2 separate regions of the Mus musculus genome follow, and region 2 is linked to region 1. The links are chromatin contacts, found by Hi-C or POLR2A ChIA-PET in ENCODE. All regions are on one chromosome and are shown on one strand. Each heading gives the region's core, a stretch centred on a gene start or an enhancer-like site at or near the end of the contact. The rest is flanking DNA. Distances are from core to core; before and after follow the strand shown.

The links. Hi-C counts contacts between places; a loop is a spot of excess contacts on that map. ChIA-PET counts read pairs that join two places held with the same protein, here RNA polymerase II (POLR2A).
Region 2: a loop to region 1 is called in a map of left cerebral cortex, with 8 times the contacts of the local background. The contact joins the promoter of Klf6 here to the enhancer-like site in region 1. A Hi-C loop is called at or near these places in 15 of 37 maps with a recorded cell type or tissue (Patski, adrenal gland, gastrocnemius and 2 more). POLR2A ChIA-PET finds 5 or more read pairs at or near these places in 1 of 5 experiments (Patski).

The regions. Positions count from the first base shown.
Region 1 is chr13:4,658,892-4,666,033 of GRCm38, reverse strand. No RefSeq gene overlaps it. Among named protein-coding and RNA genes, the nearest start is that of Akr1e1, 53 kb to the right of the region's middle. Within about 2 kb of position 3,138, at least 2 of the 3 ENCODE cell types and tissues checked have a DNase peak (open chromatin) inside an H3K27ac peak, as active enhancers do; they include gastrocnemius and left cerebral cortex, where a contact is called at or near this core.
Region 2 is chr13:5,860,182-5,866,746 of GRCm38, reverse strand. It overlaps Klf6 (Kruppel-like factor 6), which reads right to left and starts at 5,258. Exons shown (of 4, transcript NM_011803.2): 1 at 4,905-5,258; 2 at 1,403-1,979; 3 at 1-108. The coding sequence starts at 5,108.

The sequences.
Region 1 (7,142 bases), core at 1,889-4,388:
GAAAGTGACTTGAGAAGAGTAAAGATATCGATAAATTCTGGAATCAAAAATCTGTCCTTGAATTAGGACACAGAGGACAATTCTACAAATGTTACATAACCATATGCAGTGTTTGGAAACAATCATGAAACTAAACAGCTAAACTGCTGATATACACTGTGGTCATGACTGTAAGCAAATTTTTTTTTTAAATGAATCCTTATTTAATACATCCCATGAAGAATGGCTAACAGGTCCATGACAGAGCTTTGTGAAAACAGTTAAGGATCTTCATGAGAATGGGAGCCTTGGGAGTTGAAACTCCCTCTGAGACCTGGACCATTGGTGATGTCTTTACAAGGATGGCAAGGCTATGCTTCAGAAAATGCAAATCCCTTTTAGCTTCTATGAAATACTTCATTAGTATGAATATAGTGGTGCAGTTTGGATTGCCAACCCCAATCCCATCATTTCCTTTGTCTCCACACTCCCTTCCATCTACCTCTACTTAGAAACAGTAGTACATTGGTACATGGATATAAAATAAAGCAATAATTATCAGTCACAAATAAATTCACTACAGGAACCCCCTGAATATGATGTATATTCCCTTCTGGGGCTAAATACCATTTTGTTTCTGAAGTCAACAACAATAACCAAATAACCCAGTGCTTCCAAAAACTAACAAATACTCATTTCCATTTCTCCAGCTCTAGTTGAGTGGCTGGGTTGACTATGTTCCTCTTTTGGTTGCTTTCGAGTTTATATGAATTTAATGGGTGGGGTAAATATTTACAGTCAAGCATGAGTGTATCCACAGGACAATCACCTTGGCCCAGATCTCAAGAGGTTTAACATATTAAGGCTGACCAGGGAAAACAATCAAAATATCAATAAGGGCGCAATCAAATCCTGCTAAGGGCTATAGAAGCCATGTCTATTAAAAAAGTCAGTGAACAGGAAGACACTGGAAACCCATCAGATAACCCAGTTAATCTTTTTTATTCTCACATAGCATGAAACCAAAGGGAATTTTCAAGAACCAATCTAAGTGTGGACAAATTATAAAATGCTAAATAAAATTTTAAATACAAATTTACTATAGTCAAACATGCAAAGACATAAATTTATCAGCGATAATATTTTTATTCAAAATGTAATCACACTGATCCTTTGGAATCTGTTCTTATGTTGACTTAAAAATAATAGTCAACTTTATAGTGTACAGAAATCCCCTTTAAAATCCTCCCCATTCAAATATCATTCCCACTTTCTCAGTTCTATCTTTAAGGTCACTGACTGACAATGTGACCACAGAGACTCAGAATTATGCTTGCTAGATGTTTACATCTTTCTTTCAAAAATGAGGGAGGGAGTAATACACCTCAGGCTTTACATTATTTTTAAGTTTATTTCAAAATTAGCAGATCATTATATATATATATATATACATATATATATATATATATATATATATATATATATATATATATATATAATAAAGGCAAAAATAAAACATATACTGTATTCTCCAAATAATTCCCTCTCATTTTTTATGAAAACTGTCAATTTCTTGATTATTTCAAAGGCCTTTAAACCATATGAAGTTCAGATAGTTACAAACGGCCACCACCAGTTACAAACGGTAATTCAGTTCTTTCTGCAAACCAGTATAAAATTCTTAACTGACCTGAAGGGTACCTTTTGACTAGGACACTATTTATTTTAATGGAGTGTTAAGAAAAATGCACAACAAAGAAGGTGCCATTTAGAAACTCCCAATAAATCAAAGCAGGGAATTATTTGTGTAATAATACATATAACTTTGATATTGTTTAATGTTATTATTTTTAAAATTATAATCCTAACTGCTGACTTAATAAACACATATTTCATAAATTGCCTCTTTACCAACAATATTTCTTTTCTTTCATTTTCCAAATAGTATAAACTAATAATAAATGATGCTAATGTTAGTTAACTAGTCCACAAAATTGAGTACTGTAATATTTTGTGTATTAGTTGAAATATAAATTAAAACTCATATATCAATAAAATGAAGTCATGTTTCAAATTTATGTATCAATCCATTTGAAAAATATGGACTATTGAGGATGCCATAGCATTAAAAAGTACTTGAGAATGCTAGATGTTTTAATATATAACTTTAAAATATGGAGCCTGGAATTTACTCTGAAGTCAGTCATGGATCCTGTATGAACTTCAAAATATTTATAGCTGTCTGAAGCTCAGGATAAGAGTGCAGAAGACCAATATAAGCACATTGGTTGTTTCCAAGCGGGATGTTATCCATTCTTAGGGACTCCTCCTACCTCTTTTTGTAGTGTTTGTTTTTCCAGACGTTTGTTTGTTTGTTCACTGGTTTGATTTCATTTTGGCTAGAATTATTTAACTGAAGAAATAAAATCTGGTCAGGAAAATGGGAGGAGGGGGGAGAACACGTAAAATACATTATTACATTTTTGAAGGTTCCCCTTCCTTATTGTTGAGAAATTAGACATGTCTATTTCCTGTTGGAGAACTTAAAATGTTTTCTCAAACATGAGTAAATCTGCCCAATAAAAACATTTTTACATTAACTCTGATATTTAGACACCCTTAAGCATTATTTTATGATTTCTTCCTGAAGGCATAAAACCTCTTTGCTAGGCTCTGGAATCAATAAACAACAAGTGTCAGGAAGACACACTCTTGACTCAAACCCAGCAATTTTGTTGTTGTCCTCTCCCTCTCCCTCTCCCCTCTCCCCTCTCCCCTCTTCTTCTCCCCTCTTCTTCTCCCGTCTTCTTCTCCCCTCTTCTTCTCCCCTCTTCTCCCCTCTTCTCCCCTCTTCTCCCCTCTTCTCCCCTCTTCTCCCCTCTTCTCCCCTCTTCCCTCTCCCTCTCCCTCTCCCTCTCCCTCTCCCTCTCCCTCTCGCTCGCTCGGCTGGGATTTTTTTTTTTTTTTGAGTTTCCCGTCGGTGAGTCATATTGTACTCTAACTTCCCCTTGGAACCATATGGGGCAATAATAAAGTGCTCCTCAGTACACAGCTATGCAGTGTTCCTTAACTGACTAAGGGGAACACTATGAACGCCTATCGTTGTCATAGATGGACATTCAGCCAAACAAAGCGACACGGGAATGGAAGCGAGTAGGAACAATGGATAATGGGCACTTTTACAGCTTTAGGATTTTTATGGGAAAAATAAAAAAAGCAAAACAAGTCCAACATGACCTTTGATAAAAGCACAGGAAAGCAATATCCTTAGTCACTTCTATTAAAAGACGCTTACAGGACTAGGACAAAGCCACAGATGTCAGTTGCCAAAACGTGGGGGTTTGGGGTTTGTTTTGTTTTTTGCTTGTTTGTTTGTTTGTTTTTATTAATTTAAGGAAATTGTCTTTAGGATTAAATCTTGCACAGTGTAGCACTACTTACTGTTAAAACAATTAGGAACCTTTATCAGAAAACACTAGGGCTATGAGCAGGCAGTCCCTGTCCCGGGAATTGTGAAAATAGCTAAGGATTTAGCGCCATCTGCAGGAATCAGGAAATAAAACCTTTTGACCATGAAGTTCTCATTACTCGTGTCCACTAAAGTAGATTGTTTTTGTAGTTTTCAGCTGAAACCCTCCTACTCCTATATCTAAGATTCATAGGACGTCAACAATAATGACTGACCCTCAGTCCTAAAAATATTTACAGGCAAACATCACTAAATAAACCTCTGTGTGTGTGTGTGTGTGTGTGTGTGTGTGTGTGTGAATATGTGTAAAACAAAAGTAGTTAAAAGGGGTCATGAATTTGAGAAGGAGGGGGATTGGCAGGTGTAAACAGAAGGAAGGTGGGGAAATTATATAATTATATTTAGTTGAATTTAATGTTTTAAAATACTTTTTCTTGCTTTTTGCAAATGATGCCTTTGTCCAGGAAAGTTCAAGAAAAAAGGTACAGAGGGTAAGATAGATTTGACTCTGACTCATCCATAACTAAGGTACTGTTTGAATTAATTTTATTCCTGAGTTGCATTAGTCAGAGTTATCGCTTTTATGAAGAAACATCATGACCAAAGCAGCGTGGGAAGAAAAGGGTTTATTCAGCGTAGTCTTCCATATCATCTGTTCACCAGCGAAGGAAGCCAGGACAGGAACTCAAACAGGGCAGGAACCAGAGGCAGAAGCTGATGCAGAGGCCTTGGAGGAGTGATGCTTACTGGCTTGCTTCACATGGCTTGCTCAGCCTGAGTTCTTATAGCATGCAGACCCATCAGACCCTGGGTTGGTTCATCTCATAATTGGCTGGGCCCTACCTCATTGATCACTAATTAAGATGCAATGTTCTACAGGCTTGCATCCAACCTGATCTTAAAGAGACAGTTTTTTAATACATGTTTCCTCTTCCCAGATGACTTAAGCTTGTGTCAAGTTAACATAAAACTAGCCAACACCTACTTTAAAAAAAAATCTTTCATGTAAGGGTGGGTTGTGTGCACATGGGTGTGTATTAGTATGCATTTGTACATAGAAACTAGAATATGCCAGGTGCTGTGGAGAATTGCAGGCTGGTCTCCAGTTGAGCTGAGGTCTGAACCCCATTGGTCATAATTCACCTACTTAACACAGTAGGCGTTCCCTCATGCTCCTGGAACTCTGGCCCCTGCCTAAGGTACCACTTTCCACAGCTCCCTGCAAGAGAAGCATGGTCAGTAGTCACGTAAGCAGCGGCCCAAGCTTCTGACCTTCAGGCTAAACTCCTCCCCAGTTACCTAGCAACAGTGAAGACCATAAAAAGGGCTGTTCAGCCCCCATCTCTTACTCTTACTCCTTTGTTCCTTTACCTCTCACTTCTCTCACCCTCTCTCTCCCTTCTCTTTGTCTTCTATCCCTTCTCCTTTCTCTTTGTCTTCTTCTCTCCTCCCTCCTCTCTCTTTCTCTCTCTTTCTGGATAGCCTCTCCCCCTCTCCCTTCTCACTTCCCTCCTGCCTTTCTATAATAAAGATCTTAAACCATAGAGAGTCTCTGCTCCATCTAGATCTGCTTTGCACCCTCTTGCCAGTGTTGGGAACTCCTTCCCTCATCCCTCTCTCCTACAACCCCGGGGCTTTCTTTAGCAAGGTAGCTCCTGGGTCCCCGTCGGTCAGGGGCTGCCCCTTTTCCACCTCCACCACCACCACCACCACCACCACCACCACCACCACCACCCAACTTCGTGGGTCAGGCATGTTCACCTGGGGCTGAGTGGAAAGCGCCAGGAGCTCTGCCTGCTTCTGCCTGCACAGGAACTCTGGCCAGATGTTTGGCTCATTTTCCTTCCTCTTCTTCCCCAGGGCCTTCCCAGCGCGCCCCCTCCCCCCTTATTTTGTTCCCAACAAGGTGCCTCAATTTTTATGACTCCTGGGGCTTGAATTCATGTACGCATGCTTTTATAGAAAATATTCTTGCCCATTGAGCTATCTCTCCCTATCTTTCCTGTCCCTCTTGCTTATTTTTAAGCTGTTCTTCAAACACATAGTTGACAAATGTTTCCAGACTAGACACTGTGGAGAAACACTGACAGAGCCCTTCCCAAGACATACCAGTGGTTTCAAAGAAAGAATCCTTGAATATTAGTACCAAGTAATTGTGTCTCTGGGATAAGTTTTGGCCCTTAGCCTTCCAGTAAGACCAGAATCCCCTCTGGAAACCTGCCCATCCCACAAATTAGTCCTTGCTGAACTGTATTCTTCAGTGAGAGCCAGGGAAGGCAGGAGGAAGGTCTGGGGATAGCCTTTCTGGAAACTTGCATAAATCTGATGTTATCACCCTTCTTGCTCCAAGTTAATTGATAATGTGGAATTCTGCTTACATTTCAAAGAATCACCTTTAGTGCCAGCTTGTCTATCAGGGAAATTTTTACAAATATATTGTAATCTAAAAAAAAATAAAAGAAATTATTTTAATAAATATATAAAGCATTCTGTTTTCTCCCAAAGTCATATTTATTTGTCAAGTATGTCTCTTAAGAAAAGACTAATTGTCAGCTGCTGTTGGACAAGCTTAACATTTACCACAGTCTTCTGTTCAATAAGTGGACTTAACACATAATTTCTCCTGTACAGTAAATATGGCCAAATTTACTAAGAGCCTGTAACTACCTTTTAATCACTAAATTTCCCCAGTCAAACTTAACTTTAAAATGCTCTAATTTACAAAGAAATGCCTTGTTTATACTTCTAGTACCTATTTCTAAGAATGCCAGAACATCTCAGAATAAAAATACTGCATCTGGGCTAATTCTATGCATCAAACATGATGGCTATGTATTACTCATTCTGCCCTCTGCATAGTGTTATACTAAGACATAACACTCTCCATAGCATTTTATCCCAGAGCAAGGAAAGAACTCACTGCAAAGATAAATACCAATTGCTATTCAAGAAAACATGAGCTTCTCAAATTTCATGTACTTAATGTTTTTCAGCCTCAAGCTTTTAAGACATACTTTTCTTCAGTTTTCTATTACTTATACAAGAACGATAAACTCATAGATATAAGTTTCTTCTCCATTGAGTAATGCATTTCAGATGCTATACATGCAGAAGGCAGCTGCATAACATTTCTAAGTAAATTAATGTGATAATCCTCGTAAAAACATACTGGATGTACATCCAACCAGGTACTGTAGAAACCTCTTGATGGGCAAAGGAAATTACACATTCAAGGGAAGAAGATCAGGAGTAACACCAAAGGGGAGACACTAACAAATATGGAAATCAAGAAAAAAAGAGGGTCATGGGAAACTAATGTAACAGGACAGAGTAAGCTGAATGTGGTGTGAGTCTTTTTATAAGAAATTTTTGAAATATTCCAAGTTAAAGACAGACTCAGAGCCCTGAGTACTGCAAGTAGAAGACTGGGTGTGGAAGCAGCTCTATTACCAGAGGGTGGAAAAACACGTAAATAGGAAGTCATTAGTAGCCAGGTGGTGACCGTGTTCACTTTTAATCACAGCACTTGGGAGGCAGAAGCAGGCAGATCACTTTAAGACCATCACTTTTAGTCTATAGAGCAAGTTCCAGGACAGCCAGAACTACCCACAAAAACCCTGCTCAAAAAACAAAGAAAAGTTATTAGTTTTCTTAGAGTATCATGACTGTATCCTTTTCCTCTGGAAAATTCTGA
Region 2 (6,565 bases), core at 4,009-6,508, 1.2 Mb before region 1:
ATTTAAAAGGCTTGGCACCGGTATGCTTTCGGAAGTGTCTGGTCAACTCATCACTTCTTGCAAAACGCCACTCACAACCTTCCCATGAGCATCTGTAAGGCTTTTCTCCTGGGAAAAAGAGCACACGATAAAGGCACCATTACTTCACTGACAAGATAGGGTAAGGGAGAAGACTGAACAACATATATACCGTGGGGTCCCCTCAGTCTACAGACCTCACCATATGCTTTCATGGCAGGATGGTACCTTTGGCAAGCTAAAGGTCTTTTCTAACCTAGCCTGAAGGGCTCACTTAGGCTGTTCATTCCAGGGATCCAGGTTTGACAAAGTCATCCTGGCCGAATCAAAGTTACCTCATAACAATGACAATTACTCAGACTGATGACATACTTGCAGGGTGAGATGTCAGCCCACAGGACCCACAGCCTTGCTGAGGGAGGAGAGTTATTGCTTTCTCCATGGAGACGGGTCCCCTCCAGCACTTACTCCTTACTCATTTCCCTGTGGAATGAGTCGTCTGGGACCTTCTACATTTCTACAAAACTGAAATCATGCGTTTCTGAGAAAAAACCTCATTCAGAGGGCTTGTGGATCCGTTTCTAGATGGCAATCAAACGACCAAATTGACATCACTCCCTAGCTAAATTATAAGTGTAGAACAGAACAAAATGCTACCCATGAGTGAAAAATGATGCTCAAATCAACCCAAGGCAAAAGCCATCTTGTTTGGGGAACACTCATATCCTCTCCTAGCTCTTTGCCTCTTCAGGGCCCTGACTTCATCTCTCAAGAATTTGACTATCCTCTCGGTAAGATACAAGTTTACAATTACTTATCCTGTTATCCTTCCCCTCCTATCCCAGATGTTGTGCTGCCAGTTTCAAATAAACAGAATTTAATCTAAGTAGTAGCACTGTGTTAAGAAAGCCCTTGTTTTTGTGGCTGTATTCACAGTAAATGCCCACTAGCCCAAGACTTTTGCTCACTCTGAGGCTTCAAAATACCACTGTCAACATCAGCAAACTTCAGGCTGCCCAAGGAGTGTCTGTCCTGAGCCTGCACTTACATGACAAAGAAAGAGGTGCAACCCAACATAGCACGATGCATGGGACAATGGGAAATGAGCACCCAGTGGGTGAAGGTTTGGGTATCCATGGAGAATGTGATCTGGCCTCCTGTTTAATCTGAAAGCATGAACCATTCATCTGATTCAAATGTCCAGTCTTTTAAGATTCTACTCTGAACTCCAAAAAAGACCCAATTCCTTAGAGACAAGAATCTAGGAAGTGAGGACTGTCTTGCTTGTGACCGCATCCTGGGGGGGTCCTGGCTCCCTCCCAGTGCTGATCGACTGAGGGCGCCCACCAGCAGCTGACCACCCAGGCCCCAAGAGGGGACTGACCTGTGTGAGTGCGCTGATGTGCTTTCAAGTGGGAGCTTTTCGTGTAAACTTTCCTGCAGCCATTAAAGTGGCACCGATGTACCCGTCTTCTGCCATCTGGGGAGGCGTCGCCATTACCCTTGTCACCAGACTTCCCAGAGGTCCCACTTCGAACCTTCCCAGGTGAGGGCAGGTCTCCTGGCCCACAGCCCCATAGTTGAGAAGATTCCCTGTTCACTTCTGGAGAAGATGGAGGTGTGGAAATGACGGAGGAACTCAGATTTCCTGAATTGACTAAGACTTCACCAATGGGATCAGAGGTAAATTTGGTCGTGGGTGAAAGTTCCTCTGAACTGTCCGAAGACTCACTGCTGACATCAGAGTTCAGGCTATTGGTCTCTAAGTTATAATTAAAGCTGGAGCTGATCAGAGAGTCCTCTGGGGGACTAGAAGAAATCTTCAGTTCTGATTCCTCCTTCTTCTCCCCCCGAGCTAGAATGAATTTGGTCCACAGGTCTTCCTGGCTGTCAAATTTTATCTCAGAGGCTGACACGTAGCAGGGCTCACTCTGAAGATAGCGTTCCAACTCCAGGCAGGTCTGTGCAAAAGGAACCACAAGAAGGCACGTGACTGTTACGGCTACTGAAAGTGGAACTGAAAGCACACAGGAATAAAAAAAAAAAAAAAAGGAAACATGCAACAAAGGACAAATAAATTATTTCTGTGTCAGGTATTGTGGGTCACAAAGTCTTTTGTAATGCGAATCTATTTCCCCGAGAATTCTAGAGGAAAGCTGTTTCTAGGAATCTGAAGGAAAAGTAGAGGTGAGACCTCTCTTGGTTTCTCCAGTGTTGGACCAATGGTCACAGTGAGTGATGATCACTAAGCCTGTTTTGTTGTTATAGTTACAAGTGTTGACATTTCTAATGACGATCCTGGTAAGCCACACAAAGAAAACCAGCCTTACACACATCACTCCCCCTCCCACCAACCTAACAGGTTTAACCAGATCCTCTGACAGTCTCTAGAACTATGAGCATCAATGAGAGAGCCCTAGCCATCCAAGAGTATTCACCCAACAGGACAGAAATATTGCACAGCGTGCAGTGTGGTCTGAAGACCCACTTGGGGGGCACAGCTGACAATATAGGGCTGGCTGTAGTCAGAGAACAGGCAGCAGATAGCTGTCTGTATTCACTTCATGGGCATCGATACATTTGAAAAGAAACCTCTCATTTTCTGTGTAGCTGGGACCTAAGAGATATACATATACATATGCATATATATATATATATATATATATATATATATGTATATATATATATATATATATGCGCACACACACACACACACACACACATATACACATGCATATTTTTAAATGTCATTTCCCAAGTCCAGGACTATGGATACCACCAAACTTTAATGATTTCTTTGCACTGGCCACAGGGAAACAAGAAACCTTGACAACAGAAGTGAATTCTTCCAGAGTAGCTATCTGCTATTGTAAAGGATGGAAAGGGGAAATTACTCCCTGGCCCTTCTGGGAGTCCCACAATGAACAAGGACTTTATCTCCTGGCCAAGGGTACAACAGTATGAGTCATCACTCCTTTTTCTTTCACGCAATGCCAAAGGAGACTTCCTTTTGAAATTCTGACCTGCAGCCAAATAAGGACCCGGCTCAAATATACATGCAGTGTGCCATAACAGGGTGCCCCTTCCCAGCCCTGCCACCAACCTTTCAAGGAGCTACACACTGCAGAGATCAGCAATCCCCTCTCCCCACCATCTCAAACTTTCTAGCCACTGGAAAAGAAAAACGGTAGGAAAGATTTTAGGATTCAATTATGTAGGCCCTGATTTTTCACTAGCTTTGCCTGCATGCCCATATAAGGCCGTCTGTGCCTCTGTGTATTCTATTCTACAGACAGAAATTTCGGCACTAAACTGCAACAAAAAAATGTTATCAGGGTACAGACCATCTTGAGCACAGGCTACCAGCAAAAGGGCTAAAGCTTACTAAACAATGTGCCTTCTATCACAGTATACACATCCTAAGTCCCGGCCTCACACAGCAAGCACAAGCAAGCTAAGGAAGAGGGGGTGCCTGTTTTCCATTTCCCCCCAAAATTCGATGTCTGTTACAGTGTGTACAGTATTAGGAATCGAAGCGGCGATACCTATTATTGATGTTCCAAAGAAATGGCGAAGACATTTATGAAGATCTTGTTAAACTTTAATCAACTGGCTAATTTAAAATCGCCAGTATGCTGATGAGCAGTGGGGACCTGATCGAAGCTCTCTGGGAGTTTAAAAGGCTCTGAAGGGGACCAGGAGCCAAGTCTGGCTAGTTGCCCAAATCCCAAATGCCTAAAGGAAACTACTAAGATCAATTTCAATCACGTCCCAGGGAGCAGCTTCTTTGAGGAGGAAAAATGGAGAGGGGGAGAGAAAGGCAGAGAGGATTGTGAACAATTAAGCCGGCATGGGGAGGTTTCAGCCAACACTTCGCTTTTCCTGGGTTTTAAAGCCTGGGAGGTTGTGAAACCGACGGAATTTATTTGATCTGCTAATTCACTTGGAGGAAAAAAAATACCCAGAAGGGTAGAGAGACGGCCACAGAATCATCGTTTTTAAAGACAATGGTGAAAGTGTTTGAGAATATTTTTGCCACTCACAGAATCCTATGACTTAGAAGGGGTAGGGGGTGTTTCTTTTATTCCGGTTGCCCCAAATTCTAGTTCCACTAAAATGCCGGAATTAGAGATTTTTCTTGCCCAAAGTAAGACCCGAAGCAACTAGGAATGGACTCATTGTCATATGACTGACAAGTCACTTGTGTGCAAACAGCACCCCCACACACACACACCCGCCGCGCAGTCAACAAGAAAAGCAGGTAAGAAAAACAAGGCAGGCATACGTGAATGATAAGAAATTATCCAGACGGAAAAGAAACTGCAAATGGCCTTGAATTCAAAAAGAACTACTGCGTTCCGCAAGCAAAATGTTAAGACTTTTAAATTTGGGACATACAAATATCAAAACAAAACCAAAATCCTTAAATCAAATCTTTTGGTAGTCAAGGCAAGCTCGTTCGTATGACAGGGTCCAGCTGTGGAGTTTGGAGCTGGTACAAACCCCAAACTTGTGCCAAGGGCTCAGGTCTGGATCGGTCAGAATAATTTGGGGTCCCCCCCCCCAGGTGTATGCTGCTCGTAAGCTCGGAATTAGCAAAACACGAAAAAAAAATGAAGAAATAAAAACGTAGTGGGAAGGAGAGCTCGCCTTCACACAAATGACAACTCTACTCCTCGCTCCCGAAGGCTCGCTCTACAGTGCCTTCATCATTCCAGGCAGCAGAAGGACATCTTAAGATCATTACTTTATATTTTTAATTAGGCAAATGCTAATCATCATTAAAAAGATGCACTTCCAAGCACACACCATCTTGCCTGCTCCTCCGCGCGACTCCCTCCTCGGCGTACCGGGCAGGTGAAAAAAAAAAAAAAATCCGTATTTACCTGTTGCCAATATTCCTCCAGGGACGGCAGAGCCGAGAAGTAGCCCGTTTCGTGCACAATCTGTAGTTCCTGGAAGATGCTACACATTGGGAGCACATCCATGTCGGGTTGGAAAAGACAGTCCTCGCTGTCGGGAAAACAGGGAGGTGAACGATCAGGAGTCCGAGCAGAAACTGTTCCCGGGAGCGCAGGTGAAAGTTTCATGCAAACTGGATGGCGCTGCAATCGGACGCCGGGTCCGGACCCTCCCGCAGCCCGCAGCGCGCCGAGCCCACGCAATATTTGCAAACAGCGGACTGACTGCAAGCGTAACCCCTGCAAAACTTCCCTATTCAAAGCTCCGCTGCCAGCCTCCCCCCTCCTCCCCCGCTTGGCTCCCCCCTTCTCCCCCCACGTGACCAGCTTGGAGCTCCGCCCCCCACGGTACCCAATCCTGCCGCTCCTGTACCCGGGGCTGCGCGACGATGATGTCAGCTCGCACCAATCGCCGGTGCGGACACACAGCGGCCCCGCCTGGCGTGACCGAGCCTCTTCATTAAAGGCCTCCTTATTGGTGCAATTCGAACTCGGCCTGCGCTGATTGGAAAGACGTCTCACAGGCTATTTTTAGCAGGGTATATAAGGCGAGGGCTACGGCGCACCGAAGGAGTCGGCGCTGGGAGGTGTACAGCCCAACGTTGCAGAAGTGCGGCCGGAGCGGCCGGAGCTGGGGGAGCCTAGCCGGGCAACCGGGCACCTGTCCCCGCCGCCCGGCTGCCCGGTTGCACCTTCTGATCCGGTCACACGGACCGGCACCCCCCAAAAAGACCAAAGATAGCAGACATATTCCCGATCCCCCTCATTTCCTCCCGCTGGGTTCCCGTGTTCCCGGATCCTTCCCTGACCCTCCATTCTCCTTGGTCCCTTGATTTCTCTCTTTGTTCGGAGTCCCCTCCATACTCAGAGATGCAGAGGTGCCCCGGGGTGGGCGCAAACGTGCCCGCAGGTTTCCCTGTGGCGATGGGACAATAAGACCGAACAGCAGGGGGACTTGGTACTCCAGAGTCACTGTGTGGTAGTTTCTGTCTAGGACGGAGGATGACAGGAGCCTGAGACCAAAATACCCCCACTTCTTACGCAGGCAGAGAGGGGGAAACGGTAGAGCATCTCAAAAGCCCCCTACCTGACCAGTGTGTCAAAAACACTCAGTTCTCAGGAATGAATTTTACCCACTCAAAAGTTGAAAATGCAGCTTTTAAGATCGCATCCGTGACCTGGCGCCATGGCCACACTGTACTTGGAGACCTGGACATTCACAGCTTAAAACTCCCCTTTTTCTTGTTGCACAGTTTTAATTCAAAGAAGATGCAGATTTTGCTGCTAATGGGGTTTAAATCTGTTTATCTCGTAGAAGGCAGTCTCGGAGATGTCTCACCAAGGTTAACAGGCTTTCCCATGGATGTGTAAACAATTCAAATTAGGTTGAAGATGACAATTTTTTTCATACAAATTATCTACCAAAGCACACCATGATATCTAAAAAAAAAAAAAAAAAAAACGAGCGACTAAAATTTTTGAATAAAAATCCAATTATAACAACTTCGAATATAATTTTTAATGAATAGTATCCTTTTAAAAGTTGTCAAGTACGTAAAATAAGCTGAGGGGAGTTTTTCTGTTTA